Regions from separate parts of the Homo sapiens genome. Here region 1 is linked to region 2. The links are chromatin loops, found by intact Hi-C in ENCODE. Cell type or tissue: mammary epithelial cell. All regions are shown on one strand. Links, peaks and the distances in the headings refer to the core of each region. The heading gives the core; the rest is flanking DNA.

The links. Peaks named below come from ENCODE experiments on the same cell type or tissue, not always from the same donor. Only the 100,000 strongest peaks of a DNase experiment are listed, where the experiment ranks them.
Region 1: a loop joins it to region 2, with 21 times the contacts of the local background. A loop is called at or near these places in 14 of 110 quality-filtered maps.

What each region holds. Positions count from the first base shown.
Region 1 is chr2:159,800,132-159,815,440 of GRCh38, forward strand. It overlaps LY75-CD302 (LY75-CD302 readthrough), which reads right to left. Exons shown (of 38, transcript NM_001198760.1): 31 at 15,274-15,309; 32 at 10,395-10,544; 33 at 8,318-8,440. It overlaps LY75 (lymphocyte antigen 75), which reads right to left. Exons shown (of 35, transcript NM_002349.4): 31 at 15,274-15,309; 32 at 10,395-10,544; 33 at 8,318-8,440; 34 at 6,842-7,009; 35 at 3,224-5,091. The coding sequence ends at 4,913. LOC124906083 (a long non-coding RNA gene) reads left to right here. Exons shown (of 2, transcript XR_007087273.1): 2 at 1-121. Among named protein-coding and RNA genes, the nearest start is that of CD302, 9.6 kb to the left of the region's middle. In mammary epithelial cell, for the core only: a CTCF peak has its summit at 7,510 (motif pointing left); no DNase peak of the experiment used is centred there.
Region 2 is chr2:158,896,253-158,911,561 of GRCh38, forward strand. No RefSeq gene overlaps it. Among named protein-coding and RNA genes, the nearest start is that of TANC1, 65 kb to the right of the region's middle. In mammary epithelial cell, for the core only: a CTCF peak has its summit at 5,190 (motif pointing right); a DNase peak (open chromatin) is centred at 5,209.

The sequences.
Region 1 (15,309 bases), core at 3,508-11,507, 910 kb after region 2:
ACTGGGGTATGTGTAAGGAGGTACATGGGAGCTCTGTACCTTCTGCTACATTTTTTGTATACATCTAAAACTGCTCAAAAATTAGTCTATTTTTAAAAAAATAAAATCTGACCCTTTCCAACTCTTTCTAACCCTTTCCACACTTCTGATAATCCAGAGTGGTTACACCAAGGAAATTTGACCCAAGGGGTCTATAAGGAGAGTCATAGAGTGTTAGAAGTGGTACTAGTAAGGAAATTGAGTGACCCAAAGAAGGGATGTGATTCCCCCGTGGGCTCACAGAGAATGCCAACAAATGAACCAGAGCCCAGCTCCTCTGCTGGACTCTCCCACCTATTCCAGGTTCTGCCCCTTTGCCAAAGTATTAAGGTCTTGCTTAACTTATTTACTTCCATTTTTCTTCTCAGGCTGCCAATACTGAGTTTATTATATACCAAACTCCAGACCAGAGCAAATCCTTCCAAAGATACTCTATATTGGAATATTGACACATCTTGATTCTGGACCCTTTTGCCCTCCTAACTACAGAAGTAAAATGAACAGTTCTAAGCAATCATGTAATTGTGAAAGTTATCTCTTCCACCCCCACCTCAGGCACCAAAGTATATTTTATCAATGTGGTTTTGTGTTAAGCTACTTTTCAAATATTTTTATATTTACAATAGAATTGACATCCTAATGAATCAATCTAATTAAGGCAAAACCCATTTTAACACTGTCATTTTAAGTCATTTGTACTAAAGAAAATTATATTATTTTATTGTTAACTCTGGTGCACACTGCCTCATTTTTGATGCTAATCTGATGAAATAGACTACTTATTGCCTGTATGTGGGTACTGTTATATTTCGCTCTCCCATTTACTCTCCAGTTACACCTCATACCCTTAATTTTCCTTCACTCTGTCTCCAACTTACATCCTCTTTTGGCTCATGCCAGACTTCAGTCCCTTGCCTGCATTTTTCTCAGCCTTTTATTTCTCCCTTCTCCACCCAGCCGAAATACCACATCCTCTGTCCCCTTGTTCCCCTGGTGTGCTCACCTGGCCAACTCGGAATCTGTGGTCTCCGCTTTCTTCTTCATGCTTTTTTTTTTTTTTAGACGGAGTCTCACTCTGTCCCCCAGGCTGGAGTGCAGTCGCGCTATCTCAGCTCACCTCAACCTCCACTTTATAGGTTCAAGCAATTCTCCTGCCTCAGCCTCCCGAGTAGCTAGGATTACAGGCGTGTATCACCACACCTGGCTAAGTTTTTTCTATTTTTAGTAGAGGTGGGGTTTCACCATGTTGGCCAGGCTGGTCTTGAACTCCTGACCTCAAGTGATCTGCCCGCCTTGGCCTCCCAAAGTGCTGGGATTACAGGCATGAGCCACCTCGCCTGGCCCGTGCTCTCTTTTTCCTCAACTTTACTGAAGTTAACTGAGGACAGGTGGAGGAAATCAATCAGTTCTCCCGATGGCTGTCACTATAAACAATATGGCTTTTAATTTCATCTGGGCCTTCTATGCCTCTTCTGCAATCCTTGTATTTGATTTTACCTTAGTCACTGTCCTCTCCTATTTCTCTCATTGAGTCTTTCAAATTTATTACTCTTTTCAAGCTAAGATCCCAGGCTGGGTATGGTGGCTCACACCTGTAATCCCAACACTTGGGAGGCTGAAGTGGGAGGATCACTTGAGCCCAGGAGTTTGAGAGCAGCCTAGGTAACATTGAAATCACCTGTCTCTAGGGAAAAAAAAAAGTTAATGTTGGAGGTCGAGACTGCAGTGAGCTAGAGTTGCACCACTGCATTCCAGCCTGGGCAACTGAGACAGACCCTGTCTCTAAAAAATTAAAAAACTTTTTAAAAGACCCCATCTGCTACCCATCTTTCTCAGCAGACCTTGCCTTCTAGTACACAAGAAAACAGGTGCCATTACATATAGACAAACATCTTCAAATGCTTATCTGCAGTTCTTCTCTTGTGGTCTCAGAGAGGAAGGCATGCTTCTCCAGCCCACCCAAACCAGTTCCTCTTTCTGCTTAGGACTGCCCCTCTCATTTTATCTTCTCCAAGATCTTCCATTAATGATTCCCTCTCCCCACTGCATCATCAACTTCTCTCTGTCCATTATTTTTGTTTTTGTTTTTGTTTTTTTCATCTCAGCTTCTAAACTTGTGAACCTCTTTCTCTCCCCTTTAGAAAAAAACCCTTTTTCAACCCTTCTTTCCCCTCTGGCTATGGCCCAGCCCCTTTCCTTTCTGTCTCCATCATACTTCTCGAAATCTCATGTTCCTCATCTCCTAATTTCCCTTTCAATTTTTTTTTTTTTTTTTTTTTTTTTTTTGAGACAGAGTCTTGCTCTGTCACCCAGGCTGGAATGCAATGGTACGATCTCAGCTCACTGCAGCCTCTGCCTCCTGGGTTCAAGAGAGTCTCCCGCCTCAGCTTCCCAAGTAGCTGGGATTACAAGCATGCACCACCACACCGGGCTAATTTTTTTTTTTTTTTTTTTTTTTTTTTGTATTTTTAGTAGAGATGGGGTTTCACCATTTGGCCAGGCTGGTCTCAAACTCCTGACCTCAGGTGATCCACCCACCTCGGATTCCCAAAGTGCTGGGATTACAGGCACGAGATGCCACACCTGGCCTTCCCTTTCACTTTTAAACTCACTTCCATCTGGATTCTGGCTTCACTACTCTGCTACATTTGCATTGGCTAAGATGGTCATTGGTTTCCTAATTCCGAGAATCCAGTTTTATCTGACTTTGCCTTTCCAGTATTCAGCAATTGGATCAATATCGACTTGTTTTTCAAAACAGGGTCTTGCTCTGTCACCCAGACTGGAGTTCAGTGGCACGTTCATAGCTCACTGTAGCCTCAAACTCCTGGGCTCATGGGATCCTCCTGCCTTGGCTTCTTGAGTAGCTGGCACTACACATGGGTGCCACCACACCTGGCTAATTATTTTATTTTTTTTTAGAAATGGGGTCTTGCTTTGTTGCCCATGCTGAACTTGAATTCCTGGGCTCAAATGATCCCCCTGCCTTGGCCTCCCAAAGTGTCAAGAGGGATTACGGGTGTGAGCCACTACCCGCCTATTTATTCTCTAAAAAATGCACACAAAATCTCTTAGCAAATGCCTCGCTTTACAATAGGTGGTCAATTTATTTCTTGTACTATATGCCTAACATAAAAAACCCAATCTAGAGATTTTTTTTTTCAAGAAGGATCAACTCCAGCACTTTTACTTTTACTTAAAAGATAAAACAACTTTATTATGACATCACCATTATATACAGCTGTGCTTTTCACATCAAGTTGGCTTAGTTCTTGGAGGAAAGTCTTAGTGACTAAAATTGTACACAGATCACAGGACAAGAGAACTAGTCTAACAAATTCAATAAGAAATCAGGACAACTGTAGACTATATAAAAACTGTCTTAGAAAATTATTTACAACTTTATCATAGTGTAAATACTCTAAATGTAAAATAAATCTATGGATTTTATACAAAAATAAAGTACAAATGTAAGTTAAATGCCGAATAAAACATTTTCACCTTTTCCAGTGGATGCTATTACTAAGACTATAATCTAGGTGTCAAAACTTAAAGTGATAACCACAAAGCAATGTTTTCTTAATCACTCATAATTTTACATTTGTTAGTAGTCATCACAAGGTTTAGAGTTCCACTGAAAAAGTCTCATTTTTACAAATGCAACTCATACACTTTCCTTCATGGACCCTTTCTCTGTTTAACACATGTTAAAAAAGTAAAACAAAATTCTTAGTCAAAAGTTGACATGCTATGTGAAGCATATAAATTGTAAAATTATCAGTCTTAAATACCTAGTTGATTCTCTTTACAAAAGAAACAGTCATGTAATACATCAGAAAATGCAAAGCACACTGCTACAAGGTACCTACTCAATCTAAAAATAATGTTCCCACACTTGGGAAAATGTTAAGCACTAAATCTTTAAAAGTCATTGTTTTATAAACAATTATAAACAGAAAAAAACTCTTCATATTTACATAATAATGGTATGAAATAACTTTGGAATAATATAAGAAACATCTTGCCAAGAGGAATCATTTTGCTATATAAAAAGTAAGCAGAGGCCAGGCGCGGTGGCTCATGCCTGTAATCCCAGCACTTTGGGAGGCCGAGGCGGGAGGATCACCTGCGGTCACGAGTTCGAGACCAGCCTGGCCAACATGGTGAAACCCCATCTCTACTAAAAATACAAAAATTAGCCGGGCATGGTGGCAGTTGCCTGTAATCCCAGCTACTCAGGAGGCTGAGGCAGGAGAATCGCTTGAACCTGGGAGGCGGAGATTTGCAGTGAGCCGAGATCACGCCATTGTACTCCAGCCTGGGCAACAGAGAGAGACTCAGTCTCAAAAAAATAAAAATTAAAAAGTAAGCATGTCTTATTGTTTATTTTTCCCCAGTGCTAAAAATGACTATTTTGAAACAATGCTGATAGAGTTTACAGTTCAATTTTTACTTTGAGGTACTAATTTTGCATTTGGCCGGATGCTCTTAAAAATTAAAAAGTAGACATGTCACCTAGTAATATGCCTATTTTAATTTTCTAAGAAGTTTTGTTAAAAATTCTATTAAAATATACATATCCTAGTTACCAATCACATTCATACAGAGAAAATGAACATTAAACATATTACTGTACAAACAATTTGGACTTCAGTTCCAGCTTTGGAGTCCCCTCCATTCTATTAATTAGGGTGATAAACATGGCATTTAGCAGGGAATTAACTGTGGATACCAGCACATGCCTAAGATCTAAACAACTGAAAAAGTATTTAAGAGTTCTACTTTGGAGCAGAGTAAATACTGACACTGGGACATTTTAAGTGACTAATTTCTCATAACACATTAGTGCAAATTAGAAAACTTTTAGAAGAATTTAGTCATGGAAAGAAGGAAGCATAATCTCATCTTCATTCACTCCTTGTGCATATCGAACTGATGAGAAACCCGCCAGGTGCAAACGGTGCCTTTGGAAGAGGAACCAAATCAGTCCGCCCATGAGAACTAAGATACTTAGTGTGGCAACTATGATAGCTATTGCTGTGTAATCAGGGCCTGGAACAGGAAAAGGTTTGATGTTGGAGGAGAGAATACAAAAGTGATCATTATTGATTTTATACATTATGGGTTGTGTCACACATGTAAACCTGTAAGCTGTATACAGACATAATAAATCTGATTGTTTCATAGCGCTAACATAGAATTCAAACTCATCGTCAGATCAAAAGAAACACTTAAGTGATTTCTTTTCAAATGTAAGTGTTTTCCTATTCATTCAAATCCTCTTCATTGTGATAGGAATTTTCTTCCAAAGACATTAATGCGCTATGATTATTCTCACATTCCCCCTTCCTAACACCAATTTGGGAACATCACTACTTGTATATTATCCTACTTTGATAGCAAATTGCTAAAAGCTATAAATTTTTGTTTTTGACTTACCTGGGGCTAAATAAAGTGTTATTTGCTTCAAAATGATTTAAGTCTCTCAGATGAGTTCATTTAGTGCAGCTGCTGTTCCAAGACCCTTATCTGCATACTGCCCAGATGGATTCGCTCTGTTCCATGACTTTAAATACCATTGCTATGCACACTACACATCTCGTCCCTCTATGGATAACTCAAAATGGCCAACGTAGAACTTTTGATTTGCAACACCCTAACTCTGCTCCCACCCAACCCCCCAAATCTTCCAGTTGCTTTCCATTCCACTCAGAATAAAACCAGAACTCAAGCCTTGCTTCCAAAGCTCTGTATGTCTAGCACCTGCCTACCTTTCAGTTCTTCCCTGAGCGCTCAGCCAACTTGTTCTGCCTTAGGCTCTTTGCTCCAACTGGTACCTCTGTCTGTTATGCCCTTTCCCTTGAAGTTTGCTTGGCTTGATTTTTTAGATCTTAGCTTCGGTGTCTCCTGCTTCTAGGCTTCTTCCCTGGTTTCCTAATCTAGAGTAGCTATCCACTGAGTCTCCATCACATAGAGTTTATAACTATTTGATATTTTCCTCTCTTTAAAAAATTGACCTGTTTACTTATCTTTCTTCACCAGATTGTAATCTCTGTGAGAACAGGTACCTTATCTGTCTTGTTCTCAGGTGCATCCCAGTGTGCAAAACAGGGCATGGCATATAGTAGACACTCTATTTACTGTCTCAGTGTGTGTATACATGGATACTGATTACCTAGAATTGAGGTTTTATCTTTAATATTTATATACAAGAAGCAAAAGTTTTATGCAAGATCTTTAAAAATGTTACTGTGAAAAATTTGGAGCTCTTTCTCCAGAAATGAAGTTAATATAACATTTTAATGGTAATTTTATGTATCAATTCATAATGAAATGTAAGTTCAAATTATGATTTTTTATAGATACCCTGAATGTTTTCAATAACTAAATCCAGTTTTGCATTGTTTTAAAATTAACCATGAGTTTTATGGGATTAGGAAGAAAGGAAGCAAATTAACTGCAGAAATAGACCTTTAAGCTTTTATATAATCAAACTATAGAATAAAATACATCTCAAGAACATTTTAAAAGAAATTACTTCCCTAATACCCTGGCAACTTCTGTTTTTCTTAGGAAAGAATTATATAAAATGTAGACTGGAGTCCTGGACATCTTGTGCAGTTATCGTCCCTTGTAATCTATTTTTCAGGGGGAAATCTCTATGACTTAATCAAGATAGTTGGATATACTTTAAGGACTAAATACTTCAAGACTAAATACAGAATTTTGTACATAATTGGATTGTACATTTATTTCCTGACTGTTCTGCAAAAAGTCTCCTAAGGACAGGTTCCATACTTACCCAGAGGCACTTTGCAGACAACTCTTCCAAAACCATGTTCACATTCAACTTTTTTCCAAGTTTCATTTGAAGCTATCAACATGCTACATCTTCCAACACCACTCTTACTTTTATTTTCCCATTTGACAAATGTCACTTCTGATCCATCTAACCAACTCCAAGACTGGTCTGAAGAAAGAAATTAAATACAACTATGTCTACTGCCACTAAACTAGTAAGTTACAAGCATGGGTTCATGTAACTCATCAGAACTGTGCTGTCCAATATGAGAGCCACTTGTTAAAATAAAATGCATTAAAAATGAAAAAAATAAAATCAGTTCTTCAGTTGCACTAGTCACATTTCAAGTGCTCAAGAGCCACATGTGGCCAGTGACTACTATATTGGACAGTGCAGATATAGAACATTTCTGTCTTTGTAGAAAGTTCTATTGGACAACACAGATAGAGAATGTGGTGTTTCCGTTAAAGTGCAGAATGCTTGCACATTTATTTTGTGAGGGAGAGATTTCTAAGGACCCATATCCTTCCCCTACTCTAATTGTAAAAAGTCATATCATTAAAGATATGCTGGTGGAAGAGGAAGGGTGCAGGAATCTCCATCCCCACCTTTCTCCCACACCACCACCAGGACTCCATTTTTGCTTTCCAGCTGAAGTGGCACCACCTTGTGGTGACAGTGTAAACACGATTTAGGATTCATTTAGATGGACAACTTGGAATCCTTTTATTTTTTGACAAGTACTTAACATTTTAAAATTCACATTTTAATAATTTAAAATTCAACTTTGCATAAAATGTGAAAAACCTTATCTTCTGTCATATTTGTACTCTTATTTCTACCAATTCCAAGTTCACCTAAACCCTGTATCTACTATTTCGTATTAAAAAATCCTTCCACAAATTTTCTTTGAATCAATTATCTGCAATTTTATAGGTTGGCGCAAAAGTAATGGCAAAAGCTGCAATTACTTTCACACCAACCTAACACTAAGACAGTTTTTAAAGATTACTATTAAGACATAATTTTAACCAGTGGTAAAAATATTCTTAGAGAGAAGGGAATAACAAGAAGATAACTTTCTGAATAACGAAGTTATAAGCTGCAAATCCATGCGGTGACAGGCACTAGAACTCTAAGAGAAGGCAGGCATGGGTTCCTTGTGGGGACACAGACATTCCTGTGGAGAAGAAAATGTCCTGATGTTGATCCAAGGATCCCAGAAATAAGCCTCTAGAAAGATTCCACTTTATTTAACAGGATTTTCTGTGTCATTAGTGGTTTCCGTCATTGCTAAGTTAACTCATGGATTCATTCAAAATTTATAACCATCCAGAACAGCCAGCGACCTAGCTTATTTATCCAGAAGAGGCATCTGAATTAGCCACTACTTAACATTCTTTAGCAAGGACGACTTGTTATTTAGGATGAGTTAGAACTCTCTTTGCACACTACACATACAATTATTTCACTTACCAACAGAATGTTGAGATAATCCAAGCCAAACTCTCATGGTAATGTTATTATTTTCCCTCATCAGTCTGCTCACAAATTTATTCTCATCTTCATCTTTTATGGAAACGATAGTTGCAGAGTGATCTGTTGAAAGAAAACACATTCTCAATTAGCTTTATGGAAACTAGAGAAGTAGTTTATTCTCAACTAGCCATTTGAAAAATACATATATTATTAACAAGATCATTGATAAATTCAAGCCTTACACAGAGACAGTTTTTAAAAACTGGTATTTAGGTCAAAATTTTATAAGTACTTCAAAAAAATTACTTCCAAACACGTATAAAGAAATTTTGTGTTTCTTCAAAATATTTATCTGGCAATATTTTTTTGGCCCTGGAACTGCCTACCCCTGAGACCTCTCTGACTGTTCAGATGAGAAAAGAGAAAGAGTTGTGTAACCTCCCAATGCCACTTAGCTAGGATATGTGGGAACTGGGATTTGAACCCAGACCCTCATGCCTCCAAGTCTTAAGTGCTTAACCTACATATTAGTTTTACAGTAAACCATTCTGTTTTCTCCTTTAGGAGAAAAAGGTTTATGACTTTCAAAACATACATATATCTTACAACAGTTTCCATCATGTGTATTCAGGTATAAAACCGAATGGTTCCCACACAAAAGTTCCCGGTAACTACAAGATTTTTCAATCAGTCAAGTGTCTCCACAACGGTTATCAGAATAAATTAGATAAATGCCATCCATCTACCTGGCTAATTTGCTACCCAAGGAAGCAGGTAAACAAGTTTTGGTCTTTGAAATACTCTAGGTAGTTCCCCTAGAAGTCATTTTACAGTTTGACTATGGATCAAATTTGTCACGGGAAAGAGCCAATCATTGCTACTCTTTCTAAAATAGCTAAATCTGAAGGCAAAAAGCACTGCCCTTTATGGTGGTCAGAGGATGTGGCCAATCCTATTGCAGAACGGATGGACAACCATACTACTTTGATTTGTTACCCTGGTGAGGCTAAGCTTATGTATTAATAACTAAGCAATGGAACAACTATAATTTTTATTTACTACTTAGCTAACTTTACAAAAATTTTACCTCTTAATTCCTTTTTCTAAGCATATCTAGCTATAGGTAAAACCGTTTCCAATCATTTGTCAGTATTTTTACTTAGCAGTTCACTTAGCCACTTTTATTTTATTATTTTACATTTATTATTATTTTTATTATTTATTTTATTTATTTATTTATTTTTGAGATGGAGTCTTGCTCTGTCGCCCAGGCTGGAGCGCAGTGGCACAGTCTTGGCTCACTGCAACCTCCACCTCCCTGGTTCATGTGATTCTCCTGCCTCAGCTTCCCAAGTAGCTGGGATTACAGGTGCACGCCACCACGCCCAGCTAAGTTTTGTATTTTTAGTAGAGACGAGGGCTCGCCATGTTGGTCACGCTAGTCTTTAATGGCTAACCTCAAGTGATCCTCCCACCTCGGCCTCCCAAAGTGCTGGGATTATAGGCGTGAGCCACCGCACCCAGCCACCACTTTAAAATTCTACTTCTTCCAACTTATTATTTTCCATGTACTTATTATTAACATTGATAATTTTTTTTTGAGATAGAGTCTTGCTCTGTCACCCAGGCTGGAGTGCAGTGGTGCCATCTCAGCTCACTGCAACCTCCGCCTCCTGGGTTCAAGCGATTCTCCTGCCTCAGCCTCCCGAGTAGCTGGGACTACAGGTGTGTGCGACCACACCCAGCTAATTTTTGTATTTTTAGTAGAGATAGGGTTTCACCATGTTGGCCAGGATGGTCTTGATCTCTTGACCTCATGATCTGCCCGCCTTGGCCTCCCAAAGTGCTGGGATTACAGGCGTTTTTAATGGCTATTCCAATATTTCATTGAGTTCCTATGTCATCAGATACTTAACCATTTCCCTACCACTGGGCAATTAGTTTATAGCGCTATTAGAAATGGAAAGTGCTTTAAAAATATTTTCAAAAATACAATCATTGCTTCAAATTATATCCTTAAGAAACATTTCTAAAAATTATTGAGTCATAAGAAAATCAACAAATTTTAACTCACCATGTTTTGAACACAATTTTTTGGCCTCTGAAAAACTGTGCAATGCCTGATCAGACTTGTAACAGTGACCCTTGTACTGGATCCACCGTGACCCATTCTCTTTTGCTGCTGGACATCTTGATGAATATGTAAGACGGGACAGCTTTTTAGCTATAAAAATGTTAGACACAGTTGTAACAATGCATGGAAAAAAAAGACTGCCTTTCAAAATCTACTTCAATGTCCCTGATTGGAACTGTTGCGTTTGTGGTTGAGTAGCATTTAACTCATACCAGAGAAAGCCACAGCCCACACTCTATAAATACATATTTTAATTAACTTTTTGGAATACCGTTTAAAAAACCTAGGTGATAGAAGTGGAAAGTGCCTTAGCTTTCTAAGACTGATTTGGACTAAAGTAGAAACAATGAGAAAGACAGACTAGAAAAAGAAGTAAAGACAGGCCAGGCAGACCTGAAAGTACTCTGAAATAATAATTAAAATTATTTCTTTCTTTGGATTCCTTTTTTTGTTTATTATTATTTTTTTTAGTAGAGACGAAGTTTCACCATGCTGGCCAGGCTGGTTTCAAACTCCTCACCTCAAGTGATTTGCCTGCCTCAGGCTCCCAAAGTGCTGGGATTACAGGCGTGACCCCACAGCGCCTAGCCCGTTGGATTCCTTTTTATTTTGATAATCTAAATAAATCTAGTTTTACTTAGTCATAAGAAGAACTATTTTTTAAAAATAGCTAATTTGTTTTACAAAGCATAATACATCAGCACCGCAACATCACTCAAACAAAAAAAGACTAGGAGTGGCTTCTTAGCTCTTAAAAATGCCCCTGGTTTCCATTTAAATTGATTTTTAATTGTGCTGAGTAACAGAAGCAGCCTGAGGAATGCAGCTTGTGCCCTTTAACACCTGTTTTTAATTCCAACCGAAGAGCATATGAAAACTGGAAAGTAAATTGTCAATGTCGTATTAGTGCGGTACAGCTTATCTGAATCAAATATCTGACCTGGTACCAGTCAGTAATCTCAACCCAAACTATTGTTTTGTAATGCATTCTGTATGATCTTTATGTCCTTCAGTAAGTAAAGGCTTTTTCTGTTTTTTTCTCCAAATCTCCACTTGGCAGAGTCCTTATTTGTGGTCTCTGTGATTAGAGAGGAATGGCGGCTACTGTGAGACTCTTTAGTGGCCCTTAGTTCCTTCTGCTGCTTCTCTATCTTCTGTTAGAAACCAGACTTGATCTTTTTGAACTTCGGTTATTTGATTGGCTTTTGCCTCCATTCTTCTCACTAACACACCAATTTGAGTACTAAGTCTTCAGTTCAGCAGTTGGACTCCTGGGTAAGTTTCCCAGCTGCTGCAGATCAAAATGCATTTGCCAAATTCATCTATACAATCTATAAAACTTCTCACAACTCCTCATCAATGCTGCTGTTGAAAAGAAATGTTACTAGTAAGTTCTTGTTTTTACCACCTTATGAAAATAGTTGGTTGGGCAAAGGTATATTGCTGATTACTCATTGTTGCACTGGGCTCAATTGTTAATGCAAAACTTGTTGAACATTGATTATTATGGCATCATTAGGATAGGGAACTTTTCTGAATGGTTTGACCTTTTTTTTTTTAACATTACTTCTTGCACTGGCAACATAAGGAACTGCCTTATCTTTGGTCTATTTGTTTCTAGTATAGTCTGCAACTGGGGTCTCTTAGGCTGCGTACATTTTTTTTTCTTCTTGTTCTTCATGAAGTTTTGCTTCCAACTCTTTTTTTTTTTTTTTCTGTAAGGGCTTGCATCGTGGTAAGTGTGTTACATTCCTGTTCAAGAAGATCCATTTTTTTTAATTGTGGTAAAATACACATAACATAAAATTTACCATCTTAACCATTTTGGTTTTGTTTTGTTTTTAGAGACAGGGTCTTATTCTGTCACCCAGGTTGGAATGCAGTAGTGCAATCATAGCTCACTGCAGTCTCAAACTCTTGGGTGCAATAGATCCTCCTGCCTCAGTTTCCCAAGTAGCTGGGATTACAGGCATGTACTACTGTGTCCAGCTAATTTTTACACGTTTTTGTAGAGACGGAGTCTTACTGTGTTGCCCAGGCTGGTCTTGAACTCCTGGGCTCAAGCCACCCACCTGTCTCAGCCCCCCAAAGTGCTGAGATTACAAGCATGAACCACCACATCTGGCCTTAACCATTTTTAAGTGTACAGTCCCGTGGTGCTAAATGAATTCACTCTGTTGTACAACTATCACCACCACCCATCTCTAAAATTTTTTATCTTGCAAAACTGAAACTCTATACCCACTAAACAATAACTCCCCATATTCCCCTCCATCTAGTCCCTGGTAACTGCCATTCCACTTCCTGTCTCTATGAATTTGACAACTCTGGGTACTACCTCATATAAATGGAATCATAGAGTATTTGTCTTTTTGTGACTGGCTTATTTCACTTAGCATACTGTCTTCAGGGTTCATCTGTGTTGCAGCATGCATCAGCATTTCCTTCCTTTTTAAGGCTTCTTATCCATTCGTCCATCCATGGACACTTGGGTTGCTTTCATCTTTTGGCTATTATGAATTATGCTGCTATGACATGGTTGTACAAACACCTGTTTGAATCCCTGCTTTCAGTTGTTTTGAGTATATACCTGAAGTGCTGGATCACATAGTAATCTTATGTACATGTTTTTGAAGAATTGCCACACCATTTTGCACAGTGGTTACACTGTTTTATATTCCTACCAGCAGTGCATAAGGGTTCCATTTTCTCCACATCTTCACTAATGCCTGTTATTCTCTGTTTTGTTTTTTTTTTTTTTGAAGATCCAGTTTTTAAAGTTAGCCCTTGTATTCGTTTCCTTGGGCTGCCATAATAAATTCCACAAAATTGGTGGCTTAAAACAACAGAAATGTATGCTCTCACAGTTCTGGAGGCTAGAAGTCTGAATTGAAGAGGGTGTTAGGATTGGTTTTCATTGGAGGCTGTATTGGAGAATCTGTCTCGTGCCTCCCTCTCATCTTCTGGTGGTTGCCGACAGTCCTTGGTTTATCACTCTGTCACTGCAATCTCAGCCTTTGTCATCACGTGGACTTTTTCCCTCTGTGTGTCTGTATCTCCCTCTTATAAGGACACTAGTCATTGGATTTAGGGCCCACCATTATCCAATATGTCCTCACCTCAACTACCTAGATCTGTAAAGACTATTTCTCAGTAAAGTCACATTCTAAGGTTCTGACTGGACGGGAATCTTTGGGGAGGAGGCACTCTTCAACCTGGTAGAGCACAGAACTTATGTCTGGCCATCTTATCATTCTCTATCCTATAAAGCCTGTTTCTCTATTTCTGCATGCCTTATTTCTCATGTATTCCAATTGTTTTTCTAAAGAGTTACATTTGTTTTCTGTGCCTAACAACTGAGAAGTCAGTTCTTGATTGTACCTTGATTCCTCATCCTTTATATCATTCTCCCTTTCTTTTATTAACCTGCTTCTCTAAAGTTTTCACATTTTCTTCGGCCTGAATCTGTTCAACCAAATGTTGAATCTGCCGTTCAAGATTCTTCAGAGCAGAAAACATGGTGAGCATTGAGAACCAGAGTCTTCGGAAACCAATGCCACCACCCCCCAGCCTGTCCTGCAGGCCTCTGCAGTCCCCGGTAGTTTGTTTTTTTGTGGTCTTCCTCAAGGTTCATGCTTTATCCACCAGGGGTGACCCTAAGTCCAGCCTCTAATGGAAGAGGCTCTTCCCTTAAACTTTAAGGATCATATAAATTTGGAAAATGCTTGGTTACACAAAGTTAAACAGACTTCATTATTACAGAAACTCTCTTAGAACCTTTGGCCAGGCGTAGTAGCTCACACCTATACTCTCAGCACTTTGGGAGGCTGAAACAGGAGGATTGTTTGAGCCTAGGATCCTAGTTCAAGACCAGCTTGAACAGCATTGTGAGACCCTAACTCTACAAAATATTTTAAATATTAGCTGGGTGTGGTGGCATGTGTATGTGGTCCCAGCTACTCAGGAGGCTGAGTTGGGAGGACTGCTTGAGCCTAGGAGGTCAAGGCTGCAGTGAGCCATGTTCATGCCACTGCACTCCAGTCTGGGCAACAGAGCTGAAACCCTGTCAAAAAAAAAAAAAGAAAAAGAAAAGATAAGAAAAGAAAAAAGAAAAGAAAAGAAAGGAAAAGAAAAGAAAAGAAAAGAAACTCTCTTAGAAACTTTAATACGGTAAATCACATGAGGTGTTCCCCAAATTTATATGTTGTGGGACCCTTTTTTGAAATAAGCATCTCAGCCTTTGAAAAACATTGCTAAGTGAAATTAGAATTCACAAATTCTAGGGTAGAATTTACCTGGTGACAGAACAAATGAAAGTCATTGGGAATAAATTCCCTGAGTGCTTATACTGTATTTGTTTCCATTTACAAAGTATCAAAATTATTTTCACAAAAATTATTTGTGAATACATCTTTTTTTTTTTTTTTTTTTTTGAGACGGAGTCTTGCTCTGTCTCCCAGGCTGGACTGCAGTGGCGCAATCTCGGCTCACTGCAAGCTCCGCCTCCCGGGTTCACGCCATTCTCCCGCCTCAGCCTCCTGACTAGCTGGGACTACAGGCGCCCGCCACCATGCCCAGCTATTTTTTTTGCATTTTTAGTAGAGAAGGGGTTTCACCTTGTTAGCCAGGATGATCTCCATCTCCTGACCTCGTGATCCGCACGCCTCGGCCTCCCAAAGTGCTGGGATTACAGGCGCGAGCCACTGCGCCCGGCCCTTGTGAATAAATCTTTAAATAAAAATTCCACTGAGCTTTTAATTATGTGCATAAATTATGTCACATTTTCATAAATGTACTGTTACTGAAATTGAAGTCTTACATTTTGTAGGTTTATAACAAATAGCACCATCCTTAA
Region 2 (15,309 bases), core at 1,136-9,135:
GCTTATTTCACTCAGCAATGACCTCAAGGTTCACCTATGTTGCATTATGTGTCAGAATTTCCTTCCTTTTTAAGGCTGAATAATATTCCATTGTGTGTATAGACCATATTTTGTTTATCCATTCATCTGCTGATGAACACTTGAGTTGCTTCTACCCTTTGGCTCCTGTGAATAATGTTGGTATGAATGTGGGTGTACAAATAAACATTTTTAACACATCAAAAATATTTCATGATGAATATTTGGCCCTTTCAGAGTATCCCTGGGATGGCTCCTATAACTTTATTTTCTTTTGAGGGTATGAGGCCAGGGCCACGTGGGCCTGCTGCTCCCAGCCCAGACTGCCATAGGCTCTTTTTATATGATTCTTCTAGCTGGCCTTCCTAGCATAATTGGCAATCAGATAGATTTTAAGAGCCCTCCTCTGTACAACAAAATTATTTTTAGAAATAATCATGAAATGGGCCGGGCACAGTGGCTGACGCCTGTAATCCCAGCACTTTGGGAGACCGAGGTGGGTGGATCACCTGAAGTCAGGAGTTTGAGAGCAGCCTGACCAACATGGCAAAACCCCATCTCTACTAAAAATATAAAAATTAGCCAGGCATGGTGGAAGGTGCCTGTAATCCCAGCTATGTGGGAAGCTGAGGCATGAGAATCACTTGAATCCAGAAGGTGGAAGTTGCATTGAGCCGAGATCGCGCCATTGCATTCCAGCCTGGGCAACAAGAGCAAAACTCTGTCTCAAAAAAAGAAAAAAAAGAAAGAATCATGAAATGAAGTGAATAATAATGATAGTCTAAAAAGAAATGCAGACAGTGATCATTTTCTTTTATTGAACTTTGTCTATATTGAGAACTAAAACTGTCTACAGTCATACAGCTTACTGTCTGCATTAACATCACTACTCATCCAGAATATTCTTGATCAAGAAGATAAATTGAATTTCCTGAAATAGCAGTTTCTCTAAATAGGCTATCAATTTGCTCTCCGCGGGATGTCTTAGTCTGTTCCAGCTGCTATAACAAAATACCATAGACTGGGTGGCTTAAACAACAGATTTTCTTCTTCTCACAGCTCTGGATGATGAGAAGTTCAAGATCAAGGTGCTAGTAGATTTGGTTCTCTGCTGCCTTCTCATTGTGTCTTCACATGGCCTTTCTTCGGTGCGTGTACATGGAGAGAAAGCTCTGGTGTGTAGTACTCTTCTGATAAGGACACTATCCATGATGGGGGCTCCACCCACATCACCTCATCTAAACCTAATTACATCCAAGGGCCCCACCTCCAGATACACTTGACCCTTGAACAACATAGGTTTGAACTGGGCAGGTCCATATATACATAGATTTTCCTCCACCTCTACCTGAAACAGCAAGACCAACCACCCCCTTTTTCCATCTCCTGAGTTTACTTGATGTGAAGACCACAAGAATAAGACCTTTATGATGAACCACTTCCATTTATTTATTTATTTATTTATTTATTTATTTATTTATTAACACAGTCTCACTCTATCGCCCAGGCTGGAGTGCACTAGCGCCATCTCGGCTCACTGCAATCTCTGCCTCCTGGGTTCAAGCCATTCTCCTGCCTCAGCCTCCCGAGTAGCTGGGATTACAGGTGCATGCCACCACACCTGGCTAATTTTTGTATTTTTAGTACAGACGGGGTTTCACCACATTGGTCAGGCTGGCCTCCAACTCCTGACCTCGTGATTCACCCACCTCAGCTTCCCAAAGTGCTGGGATTACAGGTGTGAGCCACCGCACCTGGCCCCACTTCCATTTAATGAATGGTAAATATTTTTGTCTTCGTTATGATTTTCTTCTTCTTCTTCTTCTTTTTAATGTTTTATAGAGACAAAGCCTCACTATGTTGCCCAGGCTGGTCTTGGACTCCTGAGCTCAAGTGATCCTCCCATCTCAGTCTCCCAAAGTGTTGGGATTACAGGCATGACCGACTACACCTGGACCCTTATGATTTTCTTAATAATATTTTATTTTCTCTAGGTTACTTTATTGTTAAGAATACAGGATATGGTACACATAACACACAAAGTGTGTGTTAATTGACTATGTTATTGGTAAAGCTTCTGGTTAACAGTAGGCTACTAGTAGTTAAGTTTTCGGGGAATCGAAAGTTACACACAGTTTTTTTTTTTACTTTGTGGGGGATCAGTGCACCTAACTCTTGCATTGTTCAAGGGTCAACTGTACCATGACATTGAGGACTAGGACTCTAACATATGAAATTGGGGGGACATAAACATTCAGCACATAACACAGGTAAATAGCATCTTCTCAAAGCAATAGCAAGCTCAACTGAAATTATCAAATGATTGTTTACTGTTTGAAGACTCATTTCAAAAGCCTATCCTCTCTGTATTCACCAATACTAAACTATTATGAACTTTGTCCCATCTCAGTCAAGCCTGACATTGAAAGACCCACCTTAAACATAGACCCCAGAAACCTCATAAATATCCCCACCTCTGGCTTCCCTGCTATTAAGATTTCATCAAGATCGTAACCTCCACAGCAGCCAACAATATAATCGAGTCAATTTTTAAATTTTTTAATAAAAAAGTATACAGGACAAAAAGGGAAACATGTAATGGATTGATACCTTTAAAACACAATCATGTAAAAAAAAAAAAAAAAAAAAGGCAAGCCAGGCATTGTGGCTCACAGAGGTAATCCCATCACTTTAGGAGGTCGAGATGGAAGAATCACTTGAGCCCAGGAGTTGGAGAACAACCTGGGCAACATAGTGAGACCCCATCTCTAAAAAAAAAAAAAAATAGCTGGGTGTGGTGGTATGCCTCTGTAGTCCCAGCTACTCAGGAGGCTGAGGTGAAAGGATCACTTGAGCCCAGGAGGTCAAGGCTTCAGTGAGCAGTGATTACACCACTGCCTCCAGCCTGGGCAACAAAGCAAGACTCTGTCTCAAAAATAAAAAAAAAGAAGGCAAACACATACGTACATTTGGTCTGTTGCACTAATGAATAGGATTATGGTTTCTATTTTCAAGCCTTCTACAAATTTGTCAAGAACTGTGAAAATCAAACTTCTTCATTCATATTAAACAAATAATATTTTAATTACTTTAATTTTGAAAAGCACAAATAGTTAAGAAAAACACAAATAGTTAAGAAACACAAATAGTTAAGAAAAAACTTAAGCATCAAGGTGAGATTGATTCATAAAAATTCCATGTCAAAGTCAATCTGAGATTGTAATACAGTCCATGTAATTTCTTGAGGATGAATTATAGCAGTTTTCAAACATCTCTGCAGTGAAAAAAAAATTCCCTCAAGTATCCTCACCAGGAAATTCATGATAAATTTCTTCTGCATTTAGTTAAAACTTCTCAAGTTATTCTTTTGCAAAAATCAGAGAAAGTGGCTGAGTGATAGTAAATGTTCATCGTATTTGATCCTTTATTTTAGAATGAATGTCCAGTTCTTGCTGAAAATAACTCAGGCATTCAAAATTGTCTTTTTGATTTCTTCTGGCCATGTAAGGCCTGCATCTTTTGTTGTTTCTCCTGACATTTTTCTTTGAAATGTCCATTTCCTTATATTTTGTTTTTGCAGAGTTAATGGTCTTCTTGAAGTCTATGTACCCATCTGCAGTAAACAATTTCACTGTACACTGTTCTAGGTTGATTCTGGCTGTTTGTTAATATGTTTGTGAAGTCACGTAGAATGACAGAATTAAAGTTACCCAAGCTCTGTTTCTTTGTCTTTACTATCACTGTATTATCACTGATCATTTCAAATGTACACTTTAGACTCAGAAATACATGGTAGAACTGTGCCCAATCTGAGGTCTGATAGTTACAATTTATCATGAACTTACTCCTGAAACAAATGCTTGTAGCTGCATATGTCATAGGCCAACTGCGTAACTGGAAATTCTCCAAATTGACTTCCATGACGTAGAACAGAATGTTTGTGAAAGGATATATAATGAAAACGTGCTAATTGGAAGCATACATAGTTAAAAATGGAAAGAAAGCAAAGTCCTTGTTTAGAACTTAAATGAAAAATGTTCAGGGAGAATTAGTTTATCATTGCTGTTTAGAATCACTGTTTGATGGTGATAATAAAGCACAGGCCACCTTTTAGTTAGTTTTACTATTGTTTTTCAGTTTCCTTCAGGTAATGCCCACCTTAGTGCCTGCACAGGGAGGATGCTCCCATGGGCCTGCCCCCAGTCCCCCACCTCCTGAGGTCGCCCAGGAGGGAGACTCGGGTAAGACTGCAGCCACCCCTGCAGCAGGACTTCTTCCTTGTCCAGACCATCCCGGCCGGGCACGGTGGCTCGTGCCTGTAATCCCAGCACTTTGGGAGGCCGAGGTGGGCAGATCACTTGAGGTCAGAAGTTTCAGACCAGCCTGGCCTGGCCAACATGGTGAAACTGAAATACAAAAATTAGCTGGGCGTGATGGGGACAGCACCAGCCTGTAATCCCAGCTGCTCAGGAGGCTGAGGCACAAAGCTCGCTTGAACCCAGGAAGCAGAGGTTGCAGTGAGCCAAGATTGCGCCACTGCACTCCAGCCTGGGTGACACAGTGAGACTCTCTCAAAAAAAAAAAAGACAATCCCAATTATCTTCACATCTCCACCTCTCAGGCCAGGGGACTATGCCCAATTCAGGAGAATATACTAATTAATCTAAAATTTTGAGTTAATTTCTCCTTGCCTGTAATGGTTTAGGAGTGGGTATTTGTTGAAAATCTAGCCAAAGAAGTTTGAGGGAAGTCTAATTTGGGGGCTTCTAAATCCATCAATGCACTCCAGGCATTGTCTATAGCTAAACAAATAAGGTGTATGTTATATACATACATACATACATATATATGTATAAAACACATATATTGTATAACACATGTATATAGCACATATGTATATATACACACACAAAGATATATATCACCTTGTTTCTTATGTATGTGTATACTATTGAGATTAATAAAAATAAAAATACACGTTCACATAAATGAGGTACTAAATTCATAGAATCTTTTAGTCTTTATGTATTTTTCTCAATCAAAAGATACAAAAAGTACAAATACTATTACATGCAGGTTCATGTCTTACCCTTATGCTTAAAAGGAGTCCTCATTAGTGGACAGCATTCTATTTCTCTCTTTGTCATTAAATAGCCTATCATCGAATTTTTCTATCAACCACTAGAGGGTAGTATAGACCAGAAAAAAAGCCCAAGCATCCAGTTGGCGGCAGCACATTCCTGAGACTAAGTGCTGCAGTGATAAACAGCCATTTGGTTAGAATGACCAGTGTAGGCAAAACAATTTAGGCCCCACTTTATAAAAACTCAAAATAAAAATACCGTTACCGGCCAGGCGCGGTGGCTCACACCTGTAATCCCAGCACTTTGGGAGGCCGAGGCGGTTGGATCACGAGGTCAGGAAATCGAGACCATCCTGGCTAACACGGTGAAACTCCGTCTCTACTAAAAATACAAAAAAAATTACCCGGGCGAGGTGGCGGGCGCCTGTAGTTCCAGCTATTCGGGAGGCTGAAGCAGGAGAATGGCGTGAACCCGGGAGGCGGAGCTTGCAGTGAGCAGAGATTGTGCCACTGCACTCCAGCCTGGGCGACAGAGCCAGACTCCATCTCAAAAAAAAAAAAAAAATACCGTTACCAAATTCCATGAGAAATGTGTATATTTAACTGGTTAGACAAATTTAGACATGAAGTGCTCAGAGTGTAGGACTGGAGTGACTAGGTTTGAATGTTACCTCGACTCTTAACAGCCGTGTGACCATGGGAAAGTGTTTAACCTCTGTTTCAGCATCTGTAAAATAATGGTAATAACAGTATCTATGATCATTCAATTAGAACAGTGACTGCATAGCACATAGTGAGCATGCTCCAAATTTGGGCAGATTTACTTTTCTTGGCCTCAGTTTTCTCATCTGTAAAGTGGAGCTAGCAATATTAGTCCCATGGTTGAAGAGTAAATGCACATAAGCAATTAGCACAATGCTTGACACTTGGTAAAATATATGCTTTTGTTAGTACTATTTTAATATTCTTTTTATAATTACTAATGATATTATTGTTAGACTTGGAATAAAAACTTGGCACTGGTATTTTGTCATTGATTGTTTACCTTAAGGCACATTTGAGAAACAGCGGCCCTATGGGGTGGCTCATGCCTGTAATCCCAGCACTTTGGGAGGCCAGGGCAGTTGGATTACTTGAGGTCAGGAGTTCGAGACCAGCCTGGCCAACTTAGCGAAACCCTATCTCTACTAAAAATACAAAAATTAGCCGAGTGTGGTGGCGTGTGTCTATAATTCCAGCTACTTGGTAGGCTGAGGCAGGAGAATCGCTTGAATCTGGGAGGCGGAGGTTTCTATGAGCTGAGATCGCACCACTGCACTCCAGACTGGGTGACAGAGTAAGACTTTGTCTCAAAAAAAAAAAGGAGAGAGAGAGAGAAATGGCAACATGGAATTGCATTTTCTGGTTCTTCCCAAAGCTGGCAAGGCTCCTGGCCACATACTGCTCACCACAGTTTTAAAGCTTTGCCTCTACCTGAAAACCAAACTGGATATGCAGTTAAGTGGAGAATTTAATCTTCCTTTAAAGACAATGCAAACAATTGGTGCCCCTTTAAAACTCGCTTTCTTGTTGAAAGTGAATATTTCTTTTGGATCATTCAAAAACTTCAAGTTTCTTCTGTGATTGTGTACAAGGTGTCATCCCTTGTTTATTTCTGGATAGACTTCCACAGATTAAAGCTAGCATCTGTATTCTCCCTAAGCTGGTCTCTGCTGCCAGGGCCTTACTTGTTGTTGAGCAAGGATGGTTTGGCACTGACGGTCCGATTTACATCCTCCTATCTCCATGAAGAAGCTTATCCTAGCCTGGGCAATGTAGTGAGACCTCATCTGTACTCAAAATAAAATAAAATAAATTTAGCCGGACATGGTGGCTTATGCCTATAGTCCCAGCTATTTGGGAGGCTGAGACAGGAGGATTGCTTGAGCCCAGGAGGTCGAGGCTGCAGTGAGCCATGATAGCACCACTGCACTCCAGCCTGGGTAACAGAATGAGACTCTATCTCTAAAACAAAAAAAAAAACTTACCTTTAAAAAATCATACCTACTTCAAAATGATATAAAAACGTCATCAATCATTTTATGTGTTTTGCTATACCTGCCAAGAAGAGTTCGATGGTGTTGAACTGTTGCTTAGCATTTAGTCTCTTTTGGTAATAAAAAAATTAATACTGGCCACAAAACAAATTGATTTCATGAGCTTATTGACAGCCCTGGGGAATTTAGAGTTTGCCATAGTGAGCCAAGAGGGCCAAGCTGCTTCTGCTTGACCTACAAATCCTACAGTTGCCAGCCAATCTAGTCAATTCTTGGCGATGGATTGATTTCCCCATCAGTTTTCTTCAATCTCGCCTCAGACCTCAGAACTTCCTATTCCACTGGACACCATTGCTGCTCAAATAAATCCCATTATAGACAGAGCCCCAGTGTGTCATATCACCAAAAGACAGAGCAAATGGCTGGTTGGACTACTGTAAGCCCTGGATCACTTCCAGAATACAGGTTCCACCATGCGAGCCAACGAATCTGTTTTCCCAGTCATCTGTTTTCACCAAGTCAAGAGTTCAAAAGACTTGTCCAATAAGTCAGAACTTCTGTAGCTGGATGACTGGTGTTCCAGTGTGATCATCATGTCTGCCCTTTAAATGTAAAAACTGAAGCACTTTGTGAAACCTGAAAACAGTTTAAGACATTAAAAAGTCCTCCCCCCTCATCTAAAAGAAAAAGGAATTTTCATGCACTGTAGAAACCATTCAGAGGCAAAACATCACATCCCAGTGAATATAATAGGGTCTTGCAGCCCCCTCTTATTTGAACACAACCCTCATTGACTTAAAAGTGACATTTCCAAACTGGCTGCAAGAATGATTTGTCCCCCAGACAAAGCAGGCTGCATTTGTTCTGCTAGAATGGCTGCTCTTCTTTGTCTCTGGATAATTTGATACAGCATACATTCATTCATTCAAGGGTGACTCTTATTTGAAAAATTTCTCAATGAGACCATTTAAAAAATGGTTTTTAATCCAGAGCTTTCATGACTAACTCTAAGGCTTCTTTCAGCCTTCAGCCTTGTCCCTGTTAGTTTCATAGAACTGGCAAAAATTGATCTTTTGAAATAAAATTTTTTACAGTAAATATCAACCTAAAAGTGATCATTTTTTCTGAAAACTTTGGACTAAGAATGTGCAGCTTCTCTACAATTTTTAACTGGAAATTCTCTAATCACTTCAAGATTTTTTTTTCTAGTTAAAATGGCAGGTTAAGGGAAGGGAAGTGACTTAAATGAAGTCTGGTGCCTTCTACATGCCTGGGGCCATTTCAAGAGGAGTAACAAATCTTTAAGTGTTTAAAAACAGTGCAGTGGAAACCAGAGCTGCAGGTAATATTTTCTCTTCTAGGAAAAGCTCTCCATCACAGGCCAGACTCCTTGCTACCCACCTTCTCCAGTCCCATGCACTTCCTGGCCCCTTAGGTCAGAATTCCTATAAATTTCAGGGCCTGCCATTTTCCCAGGGCAGAGGTGAGGACTGGGGGAAGAGGTGACTCCAAAATCACAACTTCATTAACTAAAACAAAGCAGACATGCAGGGTTGACATTTGGGGCCTATGAATCTTCTTCATGATGGTTCCCATGTCTCTTTAAATAAACAATGTGGAAAGAAAAATATGACAGTCTCTTTTTGCAGCAGTTCTGAAAATAACTTGTGCAGGAGAGGTGAACCAGTGGCATGTGCCTGAGCAGAGCCCCCTGGCTTCACTTTCGCAGTCACCTCTTCCTAAAAAAAAAAACAAGCAACTCACAGGATACTGCAATACCTGTGTGTACATTATAAAAGCCAAAATGAAAAGGTGTCTTTAATGCTAAAGGTAAGATGGCAAGTTACATTTAGAACTGACCAGAAGGCGGTCTGATTAGTGGTTGTTTTTTTACCTCCAACTTCTGTTTTTAGTGTATAAATAGAGTTTAAAAGAATAATCAGTACTTAAAGTCAGTGTAGCCCTTTAAGACATAAATAACTGAGAAATAATGAGATTGTTAAATATCAAAGAGGTTACTACTACACCCTAAATTTCCCCTTGAGTGAGAAGTGAATGATCAAATTCAGAAACACTTCATTAGATAGAACTAAATGCTATCCTTCACCTTGCTAATCTCCTCCTGAGATTTTGCTCTTCACTTGAGCAAATTAACTGAGGGTGAACGATGATCAAAGGAAAAACTTATGAGGAGCAAACTCCATAAATTGCTGGTGAGACTGAAACATAGATCAGAAAAATCTCTCTTTAGTTAGATAAAGATGAGAAATAAAAGGCACAGATATACGCATGAGATATCCGCTATAAAACAAATAGAAGGAAAACAGAAACAGGAAGGTTTGTAGAGAGGTTAAGAACATCACAAAAAGCAGAGGGCTTTGCAGGGCTCCGCAGCTTCTTATAGCCCTCTTTGTGTTCCTTTCTTGGCAGGTAGATCCTGAATTATGAAGAGTTTCTGATTTGGAGGCTTCCATACCCACCCCTCCCTCTACACACACTCCATACCACACACATCCCAGTTTTTCTAATATTTATAAATAGAATTTGCACAAGCCCCTTGAGTGGAGTTGAAATAAACAGAGGAAGTTTACATACGAGTTCAGAAAGGCCATGGTTCCATGGTTTAAGAAACAGTCATCGGAACTGGGCTTGTGGCCCATGCCTGTAGTCCTAGATAGTCGAGAGGCTGAGGTGGAAGGATCTCTTGAGCCCCAGAGGTTGAGGCTGGTGAGCCAGGATCGTACCACTGCACTCAAGCCTGGGCAACAGAGCAAGAAACTGTCTCAAAAAAAAATAAAAGTGCACACTTCGCCAAAGAAAAGATATGAACAACAAATAAGCACATGAAAAGATTCTCAACATCATTAGTCACTGGGAAACTGCAAATTAAAATTAGAATGGCTCAAATTTAAAAACCTGATAGTACCAACTGCTCGAGAGGATGCAGGGCAACTGGAATTTGCATTGCTGGTGGGAATGCAAATGGTACAGCCACTTTGGTAACAGAAAGAGTTTCTCATAAAGTTTAACATCCATTTACCGTATCACCCAGCAATCCCATGCCTATGTAGTTAGCCAAGAGAAAGAAAGACATATGTCAACTCCACCCCCAACAAACCAGTAAACTTGTATGCTTATAGCAGCTTTAATCATGGTTGCCAAAAACTGATGATTTGGGTAGATAAACAGTTTGTTGCTGGAATACTACTTAGCAATAAAGAGGAATGAACTACTGATACATGCAACAACATGATAATTTCAAATGCATTCTGCTAAGTGAAAGAAACCAGACTACATAGTGTACGATTCCATTTATGTGACGCTGTGAATAGGGTAATACTATAGGGACAAAAGTAGACCCATGTGAGTAGAGAAATGTTTGCCTACAAAGGGACTCACACACAATGATGTGCCATTTGTTAAATATTATAGCATTGTACTCCTTCAAAGGGTGAATTTTACTGTATGTAAATTGTAACTCAACAAACTGACTTATAAAAAATTATAATACGGGCCAGGTGCGGTGGATCATGCCTGTAATCCTAGCACTGTGGGAGGCCGAGGACAGCGGATCACCTGAGGTCAGGAGTTCAAGACCAGCCTGGCCAACATGGTGAAACCCCGTCTCTACCAAAAATACAAAAATTACCCGGTGTGGTGGCACATGCCTGTAGTCCCAGCTACTCAGGAGGCTGAAGCAGGAGAATTGCTTGAACCCAGGAAGCGGAGGTTGCAGTGAGCCGAGATCATGTCACTGCACTCCAGCCTGGGCGACAGAGCAAGTCTCCGTTCCAAAAAATAAAAAATTATAATATACTGAGCTCAGTGGTGTAGTCTCAGCTACTCAAGAAGCTGAGGCAGGAGGATTGCTTGAGCCTCATGTGTTAAGGTTCAGCCTGGGCAAAATAGTGGGACCTCATCATTAAAAAAAAAAAAAAATTAATTATAATAATAAAAAGGAGGGGAACCTGGTCAAACTACTGGGTTGGAAAGTCACTCTGGTTGTTGTGTGGCAAAAGGACTGGAGCAGCAAAAGCAGGAACAGTCTTGAAGCTGTTTCAGTGGTCCTGGTCAGACATCTTTCCTGAGAGCCAGTCCCAGGGTGGTGGGGGTAAAGATGGAGAAAAGCAGGCCACCAGAAACATATTTTGGACGGATAACTGGAAGATTTGCTGATGGACTGGAGGTGAGTCAGAAAAGACCTAGAGTTGTCAAAAGAGACCCCAAGAATTTTTTTTTAATTTCCTGTGCCATTTGAGGTGGTTGTAGAGCAAAGAGCCTCAAAGGGTTCTATTCCTAACTCCACTGTGAATTACCTACAGAAACCTCCTAACCTGCAGAATTATATGCATACATTAGCAGCATCTCTAAATATGTACTAAGGACTGGAATAGTAATGTAAACGCTGGAGAACATGAGACAGAATTATCTTCTTGCTTGTACTAGAAACTGAAGAATAAAGAACTAATCTAGTCAAGATCTCAAGCAAGAAGAGCTACTCTGAAAGAAGATACTGCCCGTCAGAAGAGTAATGGCAAAAATGTGAAACTCTGTTATTTGTATTTTCTGGTTAACATAAAAAGTCCTGACAAACAAAGGGGATGAAAAATATTGGCTAAAATGTATCCAATGTATTAAATAAAATAAATAATAAGAATTTCTTTGTGTTTTTTTTAAGTCTATAAAGTCCATTTCCTATGCTCATTCATGCATTATTTACCTTGGCTGACTGTGGACTGAGAAGTGATTGCCTATTAGCCTAGCTTGGATGTTCCTGGCTCCGCCATTAACATGCTTTCCCCACCTAGGATTTAACCATCTAGAACAGGACAGTTGCCTTTGGTCACTTCAGGGTCATTTGGTCAAAGTGGTGAAACCCAATCTTGGAATGTCATGTGAAGTCTGACAGGCAATCCTTCCGGGCTTGTGCTTGTGAAATTCTCTTGTGATGGAGCTGAAGTAGGGCTGGGCATGGTGGCCCACACCTGTAATCCCAGCACTTTGGGAGGCCAAGGTGGGCAGATTGCTTGAGCCCAGGAGTTCAAGACCAGTGTGGGCAACATAGCTAAACCCTGTCTCTACAAAAAAACACAAAAATTAGCCAGGCACAGTGGCACATGCCTGTAGTCCCAACTACTCAGGAGGCTGAGGTGGGAGGATTGCTTGAGCTTGAGCCAGTGGGATCAAGACTGCAGTGAGCCATGATCACGCCGCTGCACTCTAGCCTGGGTAACACAGCAACACCCTGTCTCAATCAATCAATCAATGCAATCATAGAGCCCAAACCTACTATATACAACTCTTTCTTTTATTTTACATATATACAAATATATTCAGATTACAAAAGTAACACTCAAAGGCTATAAAACACTTTTAAAAAATACCTCCCCAATTCCATTTCCCAAATATCCAGTTAGCTTTTTGTCATATATTCCTCCAGATTGTTTTCTGCATAACTACATGTTTAAGAGTATTACTTATATCAAGATAATTTACAGAAATTCAAACTAAGATATATACACTGGATATTAATACTTCAACCCTGATTAGGAAGAGAAAATTATCAAAGAAGATATATCTAAGTATCTCTAAAGGATATGTCTAAATAATTCATTAACCTTTAAAGTATTAACCTAGGATTGTTTCCTTGATAGCTATTAAGACAGTGTAATAGGCCAAGCGCAGTGGCTCATACCTGTAATCCCAGCATTTTGGGAAGCCAAGGCAGGCAGATCACTTGAGGTCATGAGTTCGAGACCAGCCTGGCCAACAGGGTGAAACCTTGTCTCTACTAAAAATATAAAAATTTAGCCGAGTATGGTGGCATGTGCCTGTAATCCCAGCTACTTGGGAGGCTGAGGCAGGAGAATTGCTTGAACTCGGGAGGCAGAGGTTGCAGTGAGCCAAGGTTGTGTCACTGCACTCCAACCTGGGCAACAAACCGAGACTCTGTCTCCAAAAAAAAAGACAGTGTAATAGAAAAGTCATATAAAAGAGTAAAATTAAATTACAGAATTATCTGATTCTATATAAACATTATTAGCAACAATATTTCAAAAAGTTAATACATTTAAAACATTTAGAAATGTTTTGATCTGATAGAAATGCTTTCTAAATAATATAATAAAACATATGCCTTAATGTAAGTAGGTATTTGAATTGTTTGAGTATTTGAATTAAGGGAAAATCATGATTAATAACTAGTAGGTGGGCTGGGCTCAGTGGCTCACACTTGTAATACTAGCACTTTGGGAGGTCAAGGCAGGAGGATCACTTGAGCCCAGAAGTTTGAGACCAGCCTGGGCAACATAGAAATACCTTATCACTAAAAAAAAAATTTTAAATTCGTCAGGTATGGCAGCATGGACCTGTAGTCCTAGCTACTTGGGAGGCTGAGGTGGGTGGATCACTTGAGCCCAGGAATTTGAGGCTGCAGTAAACTATGATTGTGCCACTGCACTCTAACCTGGGCAACACTGTCTAAATAAATAAATAAAACCAGCAGGCAATTCACTCCTGGGCATGGTGGCTCATGCCTGTAATCCCAGCACTTTGGGAGGCTGAAGTGGGCGGATCACCTGAGGTCAGGAGTTCAAGACCAGCCTGACTAACATGGAGAAAACTGTTTCTACTAAAAACACAAAATTAGCCGGGCATCGTGGTGCATGCTTGTAATCCCAGATACTCAAGAGGCTGAGGCAGGAGAATTGCTTGAACCCAGGAGGTGGAGGTTGCAGTGAGCTGAGATCACGCCATTCCACTCCAGCCTGGGCAACAAGAGTGAAACTCCGTCTCAAAACAAACAAACAAAAACTAGAAGGCAATTAACATCAAGATATCTAGTTTGTTTAGGTCCAACCTTATTCAAGAAAGATTAAGGAAACCTTCAACCTAGAAAACATAAGGAGACCCTGTCTCTACAAATAATTTAAAAATTGGCCAGGTGTGGTGGCATGTGCCTGTGGTCCCAGCTACTCATGAGGCTGACGCAGGAGGATCACCTGAGCTCCAGAGGTTGAGACTGCAGTGAGCCATGATCACACCACTGTACTCCAGCCTGGGTGACAGCGAGATCCTGTCTCCAAAAATAAAGAAAGAAAGAAAGAAAGAAAGAAAAGAAACCATTACTCTTAATGTGTTTTCTATCACCTTATACACAACTTCTTCTGGTCATAAAAATATTTTGGGCAGTCAAAAAATACCCAGACATGGTTTGAAAGATCAATTAATACTACAACACTTATAATAAACAAAAAACTATGACAGCAATAGAAAAAAAACAGCAATATTTGACCCCAGAATTAGACTCCCCAAAGGCAGAGACAACTTTTAACTCAGCTGTTTTTCCCTTTACATTTAACTCTTTATTTTTAGTAATAAGTTTATGCTACTATTTATTGTATTTATTGATTAAACGATTTTAGACATTGCAGTGGACTGACTGTGTGTGTCCCCCACAAAGTTTATATGTTGAAAACCTAACCCTCAATGTGATGGTAATCAGGTCACAAGGGTAAGCCCTCATGAATAAAATTACGGCCCTTGTAAAAGGGACCCCAGAGAGCTCTTAACCCACTTCCACCATGTGAAGACACAAGAAACTGCCAGTCTGCAACCCAGAAGAGGACCTTCACCAGAACCCAACCATGCTGGCACGCTAATCTCAGACTTCCAGCCTCCAGAACTGTGAGAAATAAATGTTAGTTGTTTAAGCCATCTTTTTTTTTTTTGGGAAGTGGGGACAGCCTCACTCTGTCACCCAGGAGTCTGGAGTGCAATGGCATGATCACGGCCCACTATATCCTTGACTTCCCAGGCTCAAGCGATCCTCCTGCCTCAGCCTCTTACGCAGCTGTGCACCACCACACCCGGCTAATTTTTTAAAATATTTTGTAGAGACAGGGTCTCCCTTGCCCAAGCTGGTCTCGAAATCGTGGGCTCAAGCGATCCTCCCACCTTGGCCTCCCAAACTGCTAGGATTACAAGCCTAAACCACTGTGCCCGTCCCGCTCTGTCTATGGTACTCTATTGCTTTTTCATAGTCTTCTAGAACAACCATATGGTATTCTATTACAGCAGCCTGAACAACAGATTCAGACAGACCTTATTAACTTACTTCCTACTACAGAAGATAAGGATTTAGCACCCTCTCACTACCACTCCTCCTACCCA